3 separate regions of the Homo sapiens genome follow, and regions 1 and 2 are each linked to region 3. A link is a contact called in ENCODE Hi-C or POLR2A ChIA-PET data. All regions are on one chromosome and are shown on one strand. Each heading gives the region's core, a stretch centred on a gene start or an enhancer-like site at or near the end of the contact. The rest is flanking DNA. Distances are from core to core; before and after follow the strand shown.

Region 1 (2,870 bases), core at 199-2,698, 320 kb after region 3:
GTCAGAGAGTGTCTGGGCGTCTGCCCATAGTTATGGCTGCTCATGGGAGAGAGGAGAGAGGAGACTCTTCTCCTGGGAGACTCAGGGGACAGAGAAGACTGGGGCACTCTGCAGGGAGCAGATCATGGACTCGGGTCTTACGAACCGTGCTGTGGGCTGTGGCCTTCATCCCCAGGCTGTGGAAGACTGCTCAGCTCTCAGCTGGGAGTGAGGCAGTTGGACCTATGTTTTGGGAAGAGCCCAGCTTGCCTGCAGCTGTCAGGCAGTTGGAGGAGGGCTGGGCTTGGCAGGAAGATGTGCTGGGATGATGCATCAGTTGGGCCAGAGGTAGTAAGGGTGGAGCTCCCAAAAGAAGAAACCTTGGCAACTTCAAAAACAGTTGCTGATACAGCCCTGTTATCATCAGCACAGCTCTTTGAGGGGTTCACAAAATAAGCCTGATTCTTGAATATTTTTTCTTTCTGTTCTAGAGAGATCAGTGCTATCTTGAAGTATCTGAAACAACAGTGTCATGCCCAGAAAATTGGCATCGTGGGATTCTGCTGGGGTGGAACTGCTGTCCATCATTTGATGATGAAATACTCAGAATTCAGGGCAGGGGTGTCCGTCTATGGTAAATCTGCCTTGTGCATTTTTACTCCATGCAGAAGGGAGGGGTGGAAGAGTGACAACAATCACAAGCCTCCCCATCCAGTGTAACACAACCCCCAATAATGTGAAGACTGCCCATCTTATGGAAATGGGTTTTAAGAATCTGAAAATAGAGGTGGAGGTTTGTCATGCAGTTAACCAGAGGATGTCACCGGGAGTCAAGAGGTCTGGGTCCCAGTGGTGTGACTTTGGGAAAGCCACCTAATCTAAATTCTCCATTTCTTCACCTAGGATGAAGGGGATAGCTTTTTTTGTTTTTTTAATGTAATGATGATCAATATCACACAAGATTTTTATGAGCAACATCTATGAAAATATTTTTCTGGTGGTGGCTAATGCCTGTAATCCCAACACTTTGGGAGGCTTAGGCAGGCAGATCACTTGAGCTCAGGAGTTCGAGACCAGCCTGGACAACATGGCAAAACCCTGTCTCTACAAAAAATACAAAAATTAGCTGGGCGTGGTCACGTGCACCTGTAGTCCTAGCTACTCCGGAGGCTGAGGTGGGAAAATCGCTTGAGCCCAAGAAGGTCAAGGCTGCAGTGAGCCATGATCATGCCGCTGCACTCCAGCCTGGGTGACAGAGCAAGACCCTGTCTCAAAAAAAAAAAAAAAGAAAAAGAAAGAGAAAGAAAGAAAGAAAGACTGATTTTTCCAAGATACAAATTGCTCTAACTGTACACAAACATGCACACACACTAAGAAAGAAAGCAAAGGCAGCCAGATGCGATGACTCACGCCTGTAATCCTAGCACTTTGGGAGTCCAAGATGGGCAGATGGCTTGAGCCCAGGAGTTCGAGACCAGCCTAAGCAACATAGAGAGACCTTGTCTCTATAAAAAATTTTAAGGCTGGGCGTGGTGGCTCACGCCTATAATCCCAGCACTTTGGGAGGCCGAGGTGGGTGGCTCATGAGGTCAATAGTTCGAGACCAGCCTGGCCAATATGGTGAAACCCCGTCTCTACTAAAAATACAAAAATTAGCTGGGCGTGGTGGTGGGCGCCTGTAGTCCCAGATATTCAGGAGGCTGAGGCAGGAGAATCGCTTGAACCCGGGAGGTGGAGGTTGCTGTGAACCAAGATTGTGCCACTGCACTCCAACCCAGGCAACAGAGTGAGACTCTGTCAAAAGAAAAAGAAAAAAATTACTTGGGTGTACTGGCACATGCCTGTGGTCCCAGCCTCTCAGGAGGCTGAGGCAGGAGAATCACTTGAGCCCAGAAGTTTGAGGCTGCAGTGAGCTGTGAATGCACCACTGCACTCCAACCTGGATGACAGGGAGTGAGACCTTGTCTCTTAAAATAAAAAATAAAAAAAAAAAAGGAAAGAAAGCCAAGGAAAACACACTCTAAAATCGAAATAGCAATTTATACATTTTTGGCCAAAACAAACCAAAGTTACTACAGCAATGAAATAACATTATATCTGTATATAGAAACTGCTTGCTAAATTCATGATATAGAAGCATTCAGACCAATAGATAAACGAAAACAAAAAAGACACATAGGAAATATAGCCTTTAAAAATAATGCAGATGCTCCTCTACTTACAATGGGGCTAAGTCTTGATAAACCCATCATAAATGGAAAATATCTCAAGTCGAAAATGCATTTAATCCACCTCACCTACCAAGCATCATAGCCTCACCTGGCCGACCCGAAACACCTGCATCAGGCTACAGTTGGGCAAAATCATCTAACGCAAGGCCTATTTTATAATAAAGTCTTGAATGTCTCATGCAGTTTATTGAATTCTGTACTGAAAGTGAAAAACAGAATGGTTGTCTGGGTACTTGGGGAACAGTTTCTACTGAATGAGTGTCGCTTGTGCACCATTGTAAAGTCAAAAAATGAAAGTGGAACCATCGTTAGGCCTGGGACCATCTGAAGTGGATCATAAAGTTATACTAATGATTCCTTCTTGGGTTAATGGTTCCTCATTGTGGTATTTTCAACTACTTTTAGAGTTAAAAACGCCTTTAAATATTGACTTAGGACAACACAAAAGGACATAAACTCAAAAGGCAGTGGCCAGCTGCCTCTGGGAACAATGGAGCTGAGAGATGCTTTGTCCAGACCATGCTTTTGCGCGATTTAGCAAAAGGCGGTCGGGAGTGGATGCCTCCCCGGCGCCACCTTCTGGCCGCTGTTGTGTAGTGCGTGAGCTGCAGAGCGTGGCCGGGCTCAGGCCCAGGGATATCAAAAGAGGCCCATCCACAT
Region 2 (3,221 bases), core at 277-2,776, 470 kb after region 3:
GAACCAGCTTAGCCAACCAACTTTCATAATTTACTGGGGAATGCTCACACTTCAACAAAGCAAATGTTCTGAGAGAGAAGGGCCTAAACAAGGCTAGACTGTATCTGTCTATCTATCTATCTATCTATCTATCTATCTATCTATCTATCTATCTATCATCTATCTATTTATTGTAGAGATGGGGGTCTCACTATGTTGCCCAGGCTAGTCTCCAACTCCTGACCTTAAGCCATCCTCCCACCTTGGCCTCCCAAAGTGTTGGGATTACAGGTGGGAGCCCACCACTTCTGGCCCAAGGCTAGAATTTTGAAGAGTTATAAATTCTAGAGGGAAGATGAGCTGTGCTGGCTTTTAGGACAGCTGAGTGACTGCTCGCTCCCTGCGGATTTCCCGCACAGAATCAGCTGATCTGGTTCCCCAGGGACCCTTCCTTCCTCCCTCTGCTCTCCACCCAAGTTCCCTCTACATCTCCCCAAGGGGCTCCTCCCCGTTTTAGGCCAAGATCTGCAGGTCCTTTTGAGAAAAGGTCATAACCAGGTGCCATGAAGCCTGAAGCCTGGGAGAGAGGCGTCTCTGAGGGCCGGGAAGCAAGGTGCCCTCCTCACTAGCAGCCCAGGGACTCGGGCTGAATCATAAAGGGCACAGCCTAGGACCTGGGGGGAGTGGGGGCAGTCTTGAGTTTGTGATTTCAAGTAAAACCAGGAGGAGGGTTCAGGTCAGGGGCGGGGGGCTGGAGAGAGGTCCCATCGGACCTGGAAGATGGATCGCTGTGGCACATTCAGAGCAAAACAGAATATGAGGTTGGGCGATTCGTGGGCGGCGAACGTGGTGTCTGTATCAAACACTCCTGAAGCCAGTGTGTCTAATCACCTTATAGGGTTTTCATGCCAGCAGCTCTGAATTTGCGGGTGCCGGATCACCTGCCCACAGACGTGGAAACTGGGACACAGTGATTTAAACTCCACCTGAGGATGTGATCCAGGAGAGTGTGGAGCAAGGAGGTCTTTCTGTCTAGTTTATGGCTTCCCTCGCTGAGTGGCGCTGCCTCTGCCCTTGGCCTTGCTGAGATTTTATAGCTGGCACTCATTTGGGTCAGGCAGATCCTCCTAGGAGCCATCGGAGAGAGGAAGCCAGCCCCAGTTCTGTGCGTGCTGGAGGGCTTTCTGCTTGCCTGGTCGTAAGCAAGAATCCAGTAAATAAATAGTTCAGTTCCTGCCAAAATTGCCTATGCTGGAATTTGTGCCTTGGAAAGAAACATGAATAATGACTAGGACAGAGCATTTCTCTATTTGAACCCGGATAATTTTAACGGCGATAGCAGAAATGCGAGAAAGCCCCAGCGCCGTGTATTCTCTGTGTTATAAATTCCTTTTCTCCCTAGCATCGCGGCCTTATCTGGAGCCTCTCTTGGCTGCGCTCTCTTCTTTCACTTCTGTCTTCTTTATTCACTGTGTTCCTTCTTTTCTCAGATTTTACTAGCTCAGCAGCTGCAGCTGAAATGTGCCAAGAATGCTTGCCCTGGGTGGCAAAGCAACACCGCAGGCTGGCAGCGCTGTTTACCTTCGTGGGCCCACTTTCTCAGAGCACACTGTCCCCTCTGACCCTTTCAGAACCTACTCTGCCACAGCTTGTTTTATTTTTTTATTTTTATTTATTTATTTTTTTGAGATGGAGTCTCGCTCTGTCGCCCAGGCTGGAGTGCAGTGGCGCAATCTCGGTTCACTGCAAGCTGCGCCTCCCAGGTTCACGCCATTCTCCTGCCTCAGCCTCCCGAGTAGCTGGTACTACAGGCGCCCGCCACCACGCCCGGCTAATTTTTTGTATTTTTTTAAGTAGAGATGGGGTTTCACCGTGTTAGCCAGGATGGTCTCGATCTCCTGACCTCGTGATCCGCCCGCCTTGGCCTCCCAAAGTGCTGAGATTACAGGCGTGAGCCACTGCGCCCGGCTGTTTTATTTGTAAAAGTCAGTGGATGACAAAACAATTTCAGATGACAGGGTCCACTTGGCTTTCCTTCCCTCTCCTTAGAACCGAGCACCTTCCACAGCTTTTACCCCGGACACGTGTTTTTTGGCGCATCTGCAGAATCCCTCAAAACTTAATTATTTATAACAAAACAAAAAACAAAAAAACAGCGTAACAAGATGCATTTTCAAATAGTGAGTTCATCTGAAGCACCTTCTCGAGCAAGAGGTTTTGTTCCAGAGGCTGTGGGAATAATGGTAGTTCTGGCAAAATGGAAATGTGACTGGCCACTCACACAGTCCTAAGATCTCCTGCTTAAAAGAAGTGTGATAATGTGCGCTTGGGGAGAGTGACCGCATTCTTCTTACAATACAGTCCTACCCTGGAAATTGTGACTGAACCAGAAAACACCCCAGGCCGTGGCTTCCGCTGGTCAGATTTAGGGAAGATATGAGGAAAGGAAACCTAGAGAAATCAGGGGGAAGAGAGAAAATATGTTATAATGGCTAAATAAGCCCAAACTTATCAGTTGTGACAACGTAAACAATGAAATAAAAATCAGGATGAAACATAATGACTCAGAAAGTTTTAAAATTAATAAAAGAGAAGAACGTAGCAATATTCCAACAGATAAATTAGATCTCAAGATGAAAAGTATTAAGGACAGAGACAGCCATTTCATATTAATACAAGTGAAAATGCACGAAGGAGATATAATAGTTTTGACGTTGTATGCACCTAATACAATACCTTTGAAATACAGCCATTCCTTTGAATTACAAGGAGAAATTGACAATCCTGGAGAGATTTTGACACATCTTTCCTGTAGCGGGCTGAATGGTGGCTCCAAAGACATGTCCCCATCCTAATCCTTGGAATCTGTAAATATTACCTTATTTGTAAAAAGGGTCTTTGCAGATGTAATTAATTTAAGAACACTGAGATGAGATCATCCTAGATTATCCAGGTGGTTCCTAAATGTCATTGCAAGTATCTTTTTAAGAGAGAGGCAGAGAATTGACACAGAGGGGGAGGCCATGGGAAGGGGAAGGTAGACATTGTAATAAGTTGGCACAAGTCACGGAGTGTCCAGGAAGGTGGGCAGCCACCAGAAGCTAAGGTGGCCAGGGACAGACTCCCTTAGAGCCCCTAGAAGGACCACCACCCTGATGACACCTTGATTTTGGATTTCTGGCCTCCAGAACTTGGACAGAACAAATTTCTGCTGTTTTAAACCACCGAGTCTGTGATAATTT
Region 3 (3,045 bases), core at 295-2,794:
GCTGGTCTCGAACTCCTGGGCTCAAGTGATCTGCGCACCTCTGCCTCCCAAAGTGCTGAGATTACAGGCATGAGCTACTGCACCTGGCTGATAATTTTTAATTTTCTAGTGGCCAAATTAATAAAAGCCAAATGAAATCCTAATAAATATATTGTATTTAACTCAACATATCCAAAATATTACCATTTCAAAATGTAATCAATAGAAAAATTTTAATGAGCTATTTTACCTTTTTTGGATGAATCTAGTACATATTTTACACTTACGGCACACCTCAGTTGCACTGTGTTCCACAGCCACTTGGAGGTACCAGCTACACTACTGGGCAATACAGCCCTAGACACTAAAGCTGGCATCAGGATGGCACTGGCGCCCAAGGCTGGCACTAAGATGTGGCAAAGGAGGCCCTGGGGCACCAAATTTAAAGAGGCGCTCCCTCTCAGGCACCACAGAGAGTAGGTGCCTCTGTAAATGCTGCCCCTGGACCTGAAGCTCTGTCAAGGGTGTTGCGATTGTTTTCTCGACACCACTTGTTTTTCATTTACCATCCCGTTTTACGTTTCGATGCAGTCATATTATTAATCTTTTCCTTTATAGGAATGCTTTTTGTCATGCGTTTAAGCAATGCCTCCCATTCAAAAACCCTAAAGATATTCCTCTGTATTTAATTTCAACAGTTTCAAGTTTTTTTTTTTTTCATAGTGAGGTCTTGAATCCACCATGGTTTTTATTATAGAAGTTTAATTTTACCTTTTTCTGTTTTCCTAGCACAATATATGAACACATCCATTCTTTTCCCATTGGTAGTAACAGCATGCTCAAGCTCATCCCACCTCCCCATAAACACAGGAATGAACCTGAGAGTTGCTCCCATTGGTCTAACAATCTACCTCAGCCCCAAGGCAATCCTGATTCGCTACTGCAGCCTTGTGTTTTGCAGGGAAGAAACCTTCCTTGCTCTTCCCCTTCAGAACTACCACGGCTCTTTTTTTTTTTTTTTTTTAGATGGAGTCTCGCTCTGTTGCCTAGGCTGGAGTGCAGTGGCACAATCTTGGCTCACTGCAATGTCCGCCTCATGGGTTCAGGCGATTCTCCTGCCCCAGCCTCCTGAGTAGCTGAGACTACAGTCATGCACCACCACGCCCATTTTTTTTTTTTTTTTTGTATTTTTTTAGTGGAGACAGGGTTTCACCATGTTGATCAGGCTGGTCTCGAGCTCCTGACCTCAAGTGATCCACCCGCCTCAGCCTCCCAAAGTCCTAGGAATATAGGCGTGAGCCCCCGTACTCAGCCTGCTGTTGCTATTCTTGATTACCAAGCTTCGTTTTAAAAGTCAAATTCAGTTCTCAGTCCTTCTAGAAGGAGTGGTGATGAAGATTGTGCAAAACACCAGACCACAGGTCACGAGAGGACGCCTAAGACGACATGCTCAGGCTGCCAGGAATAGGCATTTGTGCTCCTCCTAGAGAGGGCTAAAGGAAACTGCTGCTAGGAGGCACTCAGTAACAAGGAGCTTTAAATAAGAAGATGAACTCACAGACAGTCCAGCAGGAAAACAAGCAGCTGGAAGCTCATCGTCCAGTGTGTTTCACTGTCCCAAGTAGACTTCAGTATTCCTCAAAAATGTCCCTGACAACACTCTCTATTCTCTTCCACTTATCATATACAGTAGCATGCACAGGAGGAAGATTCACTCAAGTATGGGCGACGGTCTGTGAAGAAGCTGGTGAAAGTACACACACAAAGTCTTTTTTAATTGTTTGAACCAGGACAATTCAGTTGCACTGGATTCAGCTGCAGTACTCACTGGCGTTATTCCGTTATCTATTTCTTCCTGCCTCTTGGTAAAATTGCATTTCCCCACCCTTTCTGAGTTCTGACTTGACCATCTGGTTTGCTTTGGGTAATTAAACGTAAGTGAAATAGCAGGTGTCACTTCCAGGAGGAAGTTTCGAGAGACGGTGGACGATGTGCCACCTTCCCTTTTCTTGACTTGACTGCCCTTGAAGCTCAGAGATGCAACTGCTCCCAGACTGGGCCTCCGGAGTGAGGGCAGAGAGAGCAGAGCCCTGCCCCCTCTAGCCGGCGCACAACAGCATGAATGAGCGAGAGGCAAACCTTTGTTATTTTAAGCCACTGGGACTTGAAGTGGTTTGTTATCACAGCATCACAGTCTATTCTGAGTGTGTGTGTGTGCGTGTAACAGTAGCATACATCATCTATTCATGTGTCAGGTTGCCTACTTTCTTTTTCCCTTGGGAAGAACTGTCCTTTATTTTAAGATTATGTCTTTGATACTTGATTGGGCACAAAATGTACTTATAAAATGGGCTGGGCGTGGTGGCTCATGCCTGTAACCCCAACACTTTGGGAGGCTGAGGTGGGTGGATCACTTGAGGTCAGGAGTTCAAGACCAGCCTGGCCAACATGGTGAAATCCTGTCTCTATTAAAAATACAAAAAAATGAGCCAGGTGTAGTAACGCACACCTGTAATCGCAACTACTCAGGAGGCTGAGGCAGGAGAATGGCATGAACCTGGGAGGCGGAGCTTGCAGCGAGCTGAGATTGCGCCACTGCCCTCTAACCTGGGCGACAGAGCAAGACTCCACCTCAAAAAAAAAAAAAAAAGACAGAGTCTTGCTCTGTCGCCAGGCTGGAGTGCAGTGGCACGATCTCAGGTCACTGCAACCTCCACCTCGTGGGTTCAAGTGATTCTCCTGCCTCAGCCTCCCGAGTAGCTGGGACTACAGGCACTCGCCAACACGCCCAGCTAATTTTTGTATTTTTAGTAGAGACAGGGCTTCACCATGTTGGCCAGGATGGTCTCGATCTCTTGACCTTGTGATCCGCCCACCTTGGCCTCCCAAAGTGCTGGGATTACAGGCGTGAGCTACTGTGCCAGGCCAATATTTGTATTTTTATCTATGCTTTTCTGCTTCAAATAAAGAGATGCCTAATAAACTGTTTTAAATAAAGAAATGACATTTTATTAATAAAATAAATAAATATGTAAAATACATCAAGATAATTCCTTCCAACATGGG

Evidence for each region. Hi-C counts contacts between places; a loop is a spot of excess contacts on that map. ChIA-PET counts read pairs that join two places held with the same protein, here RNA polymerase II (POLR2A). Pooled maps may share reads with other maps.
Region 1: a pooled map shows a loop between it and region 3 (5-fold over the local background). The contact joins two enhancer-like sites. A Hi-C loop is called at or near these places in 1 of 168 maps with a recorded cell type or tissue (gastrocnemius medialis) and 6 of 50 pooled maps. POLR2A ChIA-PET finds 5 or more read pairs at or near these places in 1 of 52 experiments (OCI-LY7).
Region 2: POLR2A ChIA-PET joins it to region 3 with 14 read pairs in PC-9. The contact joins two enhancer-like sites. POLR2A ChIA-PET finds 5 or more read pairs at or near these places in 2 of 52 experiments (PC-9 and T-cell).

What each region holds. Positions count from the first base shown.
Region 1 is chr5:10,284,097-10,286,966 of GRCh38, reverse strand. CMBL (carboxymethylenebutenolidase homolog) reads left to right here. Exons shown (of 6, transcript NM_138809.4): 4 at 471-613. Among named protein-coding and RNA genes, the nearest start is that of CMBL, 22 kb to the left of the region's middle. RefSeq lists an enhancer at 2,540-2,669 and a silencer at 2,770-2,839. Within about 2 kb of position 1,448, at least 3 of the 41 ENCODE cell types and tissues checked have a DNase peak (open chromatin) inside an H3K27ac peak, as active enhancers do; they include gastrocnemius medialis, where a contact is called at or near this core.
Region 2 is chr5:10,136,761-10,139,981 of GRCh38, reverse strand. No RefSeq gene overlaps it. Among named protein-coding and RNA genes, the nearest start is that of ATPSCKMT, 110 kb to the left of the region's middle. Within about 2 kb of position 1,526, at least 2 of the 41 ENCODE cell types and tissues checked have a DNase peak (open chromatin) inside an H3K27ac peak, as active enhancers do.
Region 3 is chr5:10,606,315-10,609,359 of GRCh38, reverse strand. The region is part of intron 1 of ANKRD33B (ankyrin repeat domain 33B); the gene reads right to left. Among named protein-coding and RNA genes, the nearest start is that of ANKRD33B, 44 kb to the right of the region's middle. RefSeq lists an enhancer at 1,145-1,394 and a silencer at 2,065-2,114. Within about 2 kb of position 1,544, at least 20 of the 41 ENCODE cell types and tissues checked have a DNase peak (open chromatin) inside an H3K27ac peak, as active enhancers do; they include gastrocnemius medialis, where a contact is called at or near this core.